2 separate regions of the Homo sapiens genome follow, and region 2 is linked to region 1. Evidence: read pairs that join two places in POLR2A ChIA-PET (ENCODE). Cell type or tissue: OCI-LY7. All regions are shown on one strand. Each heading gives the region's core, and the rest is flanking DNA. Links, peaks and the distances in the headings are about the cores only.

The links. ChIA-PET counts read pairs that join two places held together with the same protein. Peaks named below come from ENCODE experiments on the same cell type or tissue, not always from the same donor. Only the 100,000 strongest peaks of a DNase experiment are listed, where the experiment ranks them.
Region 2: POLR2A ChIA-PET joins it to region 1 with 10 read pairs; 1 of 35 experiments calls an interaction of 5 or more read pairs at or near these places.

The regions. Positions count from the first base shown.
Region 1 is chr1:45,839,248-45,842,170 of GRCh38, forward strand. All of the region lies in intron 3 of MAST2 (microtubule associated serine/threonine kinase 2), which reads left to right. Among named protein-coding and RNA genes, the nearest start is that of MAST2, 37 kb to the left of the region's middle. RefSeq lists an enhancer at 1-81. In OCI-LY7, for the core only: no CTCF peak of the experiment used is centred there; DNase peaks (open chromatin) are centred at 1,654 and 2,374; H3K4me3 peaks cover 2,228 bases; H3K27ac peaks cover 2,500 bases.
Region 2 is chr1:46,307,548-46,310,470 of GRCh38, forward strand. It overlaps UQCRH (ubiquinol-cytochrome c reductase hinge protein), which reads left to right. Exons shown (of 4, transcript NM_006004.4): 2 at 1,554-1,580; 3 at 2,608-2,769. Among named protein-coding and RNA genes, the nearest start is that of UQCRH, 5.3 kb to the left of the region's middle. In OCI-LY7, for the core only: no CTCF peak of the experiment used is centred there; no DNase peak of the experiment used is centred there; H3K4me3 peaks cover 361 bases.

The DNA.
Region 1 (2,923 bases), core at 102-2,601:
CCTCCCCAGTAGCTGGGATTACAGGTGCCTGCCACCATGCCTGGCTAGTTTTTGGTATTTTTAGTAGGGATGGGGTTTCACCATGTTGGCCAGGCTGGTCTCAAACTCCTGACCTCGTGATCTGCCCGCCTCAGCCTCCCAAAGTGCTGAGATCACAGGCGTGAGCCACCACGCCCAGCAACATCTGGCTGATTTTTGTATTTTTTGTAGAGATGGGGTTTCGCCATGTTGCCCAGGCTGGTCTTGGACTCCTGTACTCAAGCAATCCTCCTGCCCTGGCCTCCCGAAATGCTGGCTTACAGGCATGAACCACCTGGTGCCCAGTCTAGGAAGACTCATATCATGAAGATGTAAATTTTCTCCATTAAGCTATAGATTTAATGCAGTCCCGATCAAAACCCAGGTAGTATTTTTCAGAAAATATCAAGCTGATTTCAAATGTGTATTGAAATGTAAAGGACCTAGAATAACCAAAACAATATTAAAAAGAAGACCAAAGTTAGAGGAATCAAACTTATTTTATGACTTTGTATAAAGGAACAGTAATCGGGTCAGTGTGATTATTGGTATAAGGATAGATATATAGATCACTGGAACCAAATAGACAAATTTGCCAAGGCAATTTAATGGGGGAAAAGGTAGTCTTCATAACAAATGGTGTTGAAACAATTCACACAAAAATATCAACCTCTATACTTACCTCATGCTGTACAAAAATTAACTTGAAGTGGGTAATTGAACAAATGTAAGAGCTTAAATCATAAAATGTGTAGAGGAAAACGAGAAAATTTTTGTGATTTTAGGTGGGGCAAAGGTTTCTTGGAGTAAAAAAAGCTTAACCTATAAAAGGAAAAAAATTGGCTTTTATCAGAAAGAAAAATTTTTGCTCTTCAGTATTTATTTTTAATGGAATGAAGACAAATTGAAGTGTATCTACAAGGGGGTGGAATGATGAGTAAAACTTGTGTTAAAGAGTTATTAACAGATTTTGTTGTCTGTTTGGATTTTAATACATATCACTACCTTCTACCTTTGGAGGTAGAAATCTAGAAGTCATAATGAATGTTCTTTGCATGCAACTCCTGTGGGTTTACCCGTTAATTTATACTTTTTTCATTTCTACTCAAGAAAATATATTTGAATGAAATCATTGTGAATGCCTTCTACTTTACAAAAGTAAATACAAACTCAGGCTGTACACCTGTGTTCCACATCCTACTCCTGCCACTTAGTAATCATATGACCCTCTACAAGTCACTGAACCTCTTTAAGCCTCTGTTTTCTCATCTTTAAAATCAAAATAATATTAAGACTTCGCTCATGCAGTTTTTAGGATGAAATGAGACAATCCATTTAAAATAGCATAGTGCCAGATTTATAGTTAAATTTAGAGGCAGCCAAAAGCTACCTCCCTACATAGTGAACTATAACCTAATTTAATATATAAACTACCTGCAACCTAACCTAAGAGTATACTCTTGTAACAAGTAGCTGAGCCTCAGTCAAGCATAGCAGCCAAGTTTTCAGCCAGTCATATAGGCTGAATATTGCCAAAGCATGTTCAAATAAGGCAAACACCTGAACTGCAGCCCATCAGGCTACTTCTGTATGTCATTTCTGTTTCTCTGGCTATAAATATAGCCTACATGCATTGGGGGATGGAACATTCTGAACTGCATTTGGTACTGGATGCTAACTGGTTCATTAATCTCTATTTTTTTGAGACAGGGACTTGCTTAGTCACCCAGGGTGGAGTGCAGTGACATGGCTCACTGCAGTCTGGACCTCTTGGGCTTGAGTGATGCTTCTGCCTCAGGCTGCTCCCTTCCCCACCTTTCCCGGAAGCTGGGACCACAGTTTTCATTTCCTTATTATTTGTAATGGGGGTTGGGGGTGGGGGCTCCCTGTGCTGCCCAGGCTGGTCTCAAACTTCTGGGCTCAACCAATCCTCCAGTCTCCACCTCTGCCTCCCAGAGTGCTGGAATTACAGGGGTGAGCCACCGCACCTGGCAAATCTGTTTTTTGTTCAATTAAGTCATTAAATTTAACTTGTCTCAGGTTTGTCATTTAACAATATGAACAAAATGTATATATTTTTTTCTTTTTATGCCTCGGTACTTCAAATAGTTATTAGTAGCTGTGATACAGTAAGAAATATTGTGTATATTTCTTACCGTATAAAGAAATATATACATATATATATTTCTTCTGTATATATATATAATTACTGTGATACAGTAAGAAATACATGTATTCCTTATATATGTAGCTGGGACCACAGGTGGATGCCACCATGCCTGGCTAATTTTTTGACTTTTTTGTAGAGACAGGATTTCGCCATGTTGTGCGGGCTAGTCTCTGCTGGGCAAGGTGTCAGAACCCGGCAGTGGAGAGTGGTTGGCTCACTGGTGGTAAAAGAATTTACTGACAGCAGTATAGGTTTAGAAAGGAAAGTTTTATTAGATAGAATGCTGCAGCAGAGTGCAGTACAGTGCTTCATTCAGCAAAAAGGACTGAGTGTGTTGCGGTGGATTTTCCTTAGGGGTATTTATGGACTTTAAAGCAGGACCTTAGGGTAATTTGGACCATATTAGTTATGTAGGTCATGGTAAATTATTACATTTGTAGACTTTGGGTGCCTTGATGTTAGCAAGGGTTGCAAAATAAGTTTTGACATTCATGCATTCTGGAGATGTATAGAAATTCTAGTTACTTATAAATTTTTGGGAAAGAAGCCTGGTACCAGATGCTGGCTTTAGATAATAGAGAAGTCTAATTACTTTTCAATTTTTCAGATAAGGAGTTTTGTCTTCGGATGGTCTGCTTGATTGCCACTAGGTGATCGTTGTATTCTTCTGTGTCGAACTCCCAGGCTCAAGTGATCCACCCGCTTTGGCCTCCCTAAGTACTGGGATTATAGGAA
Region 2 (2,923 bases), core at 296-2,795, 470 kb after region 1:
AGATTTTACTATATCCCAAATTTAGGCCTAAACTGTTGCTCCCATGGGCAGTTTTTTACACTACTATCCTTGAAGAAGAAGGAAACTAAGTTTGAGGTTGTGCATTTGAATCAGAAGTGAATAGGTGGGGTCTGTTCTGTATTTCCAAGCTCATGAGTGGAGTTGTGCACTTTTATTTGATATACTTAGTCTACTAGGGGTTCTGGGAGTTCAGCAAGCCAAAAAGCAGTGACTAACCATCCTTAGTTAAGCTCTGACCAAACAAGGGTTTTTAGGTTTAGCAGTTTTCATATTCCTAATTCAAGTTCACAGTCTAGAAAAAAATGGGTTTTCCTCCTAACTTGGTTTGGGATGTAAGGACTAAATTTTGCTATTTGTAGCAATACTGGGACAAATACTTTAGATTATGTAGGCCCCATGTGAACATCTGGCAGCTTGAATCTGTATCAGAAAATGTCTAATTACTGTTTATTATCTCTAAACTGGGATTACCTCCTTAAGGGACTGTTGTGATTAATTAAATCATAAGAGATATGAAGGTGCTTTATAAACTGGAGAGTATTAAGCACACTTAGGTTCTTGTTAATGAAAGTGAGATGGTGTCTCTGTCTTGAAATATACCTGGGATTCGTTTTAACCAAGTATGGTAAGGTGACAGACCTGGAGACAACCGCCTTTGAAAGAAGAGTTTATTATTACTTAAATTTCCTGAAAGAGAGGGATATGCCACACAAAAAAATGCAGAGCTATATGGGGAAGTGTCTGAGCTCGTCAGGAGGCAGAAGGTATGAGGGGAAGGAAGCATGGCTCAGCACCTTGGTTTCTATGGGAAGGAATTGGTGGGCAGCGTAGGTACACTTGCTCAAATTTAGGATTGGATAGTTTGAATAATTTCGTTGGGCTCTAGCTTATAGGGCTGGTTCCTAGTTGTCCTATATTTGTCCCTGGGGTGATTTAGAGAAGGGGAAACAGGAGCTTAGTGTACAAAACTTAGATAAAGGAGGCAGGGCCAGGCTGAGTGGCTAATGCCTATAATCCCACCACTTTGGGAGGCCAAGGTAGGAGGATTGATTGAGCCCAGGAGTTTGAGAGCAGCCTGGGCAACATAATGAGACCTTGTCTCTACCACAAAGAAAATTTTTAAATTAGCCAGGCATGTGGCGTGTGCTTATAGTCCTAGCTACTCAGAAGGCTGAGGCAGGAGGATCACTTGAGCCCAGGAGTTTGTGGCTGCAGTGAGCTATGACAGAGCAAGACTCTGTCTCTTAAACAAAAGATAAAGGAGGCAGTTTGCTACAAGCACTTTGGATAGTTACGTTGCATATGAAAGGTATGCTCGCAGGCAAGTTTGCTGTCTAAAAATTAGCCCTGGAAGAGCAGGATTAGCTCCAGGATTAGCAAGGCCTCTAAAATGTAAAAACATCATAAAACACAGAAAACAAAATAACATCGTTAATAGTGTCAGTGTCTATCGTCAGTAATTACATCAGTATGATCAGGAATAAATATGTCATAAAATTGCTGCTGACATTAATTTTGTTTTCCTTTTGTAGGAGGAAGAGGAAGAGGAGGAATTAGTGGTAAGAACTGTCTCAGGTTTGGAAACATCTCAGTAAAAGCAGGGTTTGAGCTTCATGAAATTCTAAGGGCATTTTAAGGAGTTTTTACTTGATACCTTGTAGATAATGGGGGTGGAATAAGCTTTGATACTTCCTGTGCAGTGGAGAGTTTAGGGTGTGAGCCTTGGAAGCTGAGTCTGTTCTGGGTTTGGGGCTTCTTCAGTTGTGGTACCAGGGAGCAGATGGCATCTTGAGGGCCTGGCACTCAATCATCTGCTATTTGTGGTTTAATAAAGAACTTTGGGCTAGGCATGGTGGCTCGTGCCTGTAATCTCAGCACTTTGGGAGGCCAAGGCAGGCGGATTACCAGCCTGAACAACGTAGAGAAACCCCATCTCTACTAAAAATACAAAATTAGCCGGGCGTGGTGGCACATGCCTGTAATCCCAGCTACTCGAGAGGCTGAGGCAGGAGAATTGCTCGAACCCGAGAGGCGGAGGTTGTGGTGAGCTGAGATTGCGCCATTGCGCTCCAGCCTGGGCAACAAGAGCAAAACTCCGTCTTAAAAAAAAAAAAAAAAAGAACTCTGAAGGAACCTTTGTTAGATAGTCCTTCTCTATGTTAGCATTGCCTTTCTAGTTGGGCAGCTGGGGTGCATAGGCCTGGTTCTCAGACAAGGGGATTTGAAGTTTCAGACGTGTCATATTCCAAAATGCTGTGTTAACAAGTAAGGCCTCCTATAGATCTACTTCAAGTTTGGCCAGGTTTCCTTTACCACCTTGTTTTTCAGATAGGACTGAGGCTTTCAGTGCATACTGGCAACCTTGGAAGGCAGGAATGTGAAACTTTTCCCTACTACTTAGCATCAGAATTGAATGGGAGACCGCATTCTGCCATTTCTGGCGGCAGTGTGGCTCTGCCAGCTGGCCTTCTGCACGGTAATTCAGAGGCAGCACCTTGGTTTGGTGGTTGTGTTAATCAAAGCATATGTGTTTGGTGGGTCTCTGCTAAAAATGCCCATTTTGTTTTTTTTCTGTTTCTACATCAGGATCCCCTAACAACAGTGAGAGAGCAATGCGAGCAGTTGGAGAAATGTGTAAAGGCCCGGGAGCGGCTAGAGCTCTGTGATGAGCGTGTATCCTCTCGATCACATACAGAAGAGGATTGCACGGAGGAGCTCTTTGACTTCTTGCATGCGAGGGACCATTGCGTAAGTCAGTGGGAAGTCAGGAAGGGGAAAGGTTGCAATGGTCAGGGAAGACTTGGTGCCAACAATCTTTCCATGCTAGGGAAAGGCCCATCAGTTACTCTGGGCCCAATATATGTGACATATGGTGCGCTGAGCATTTTATGTAAATAACCTA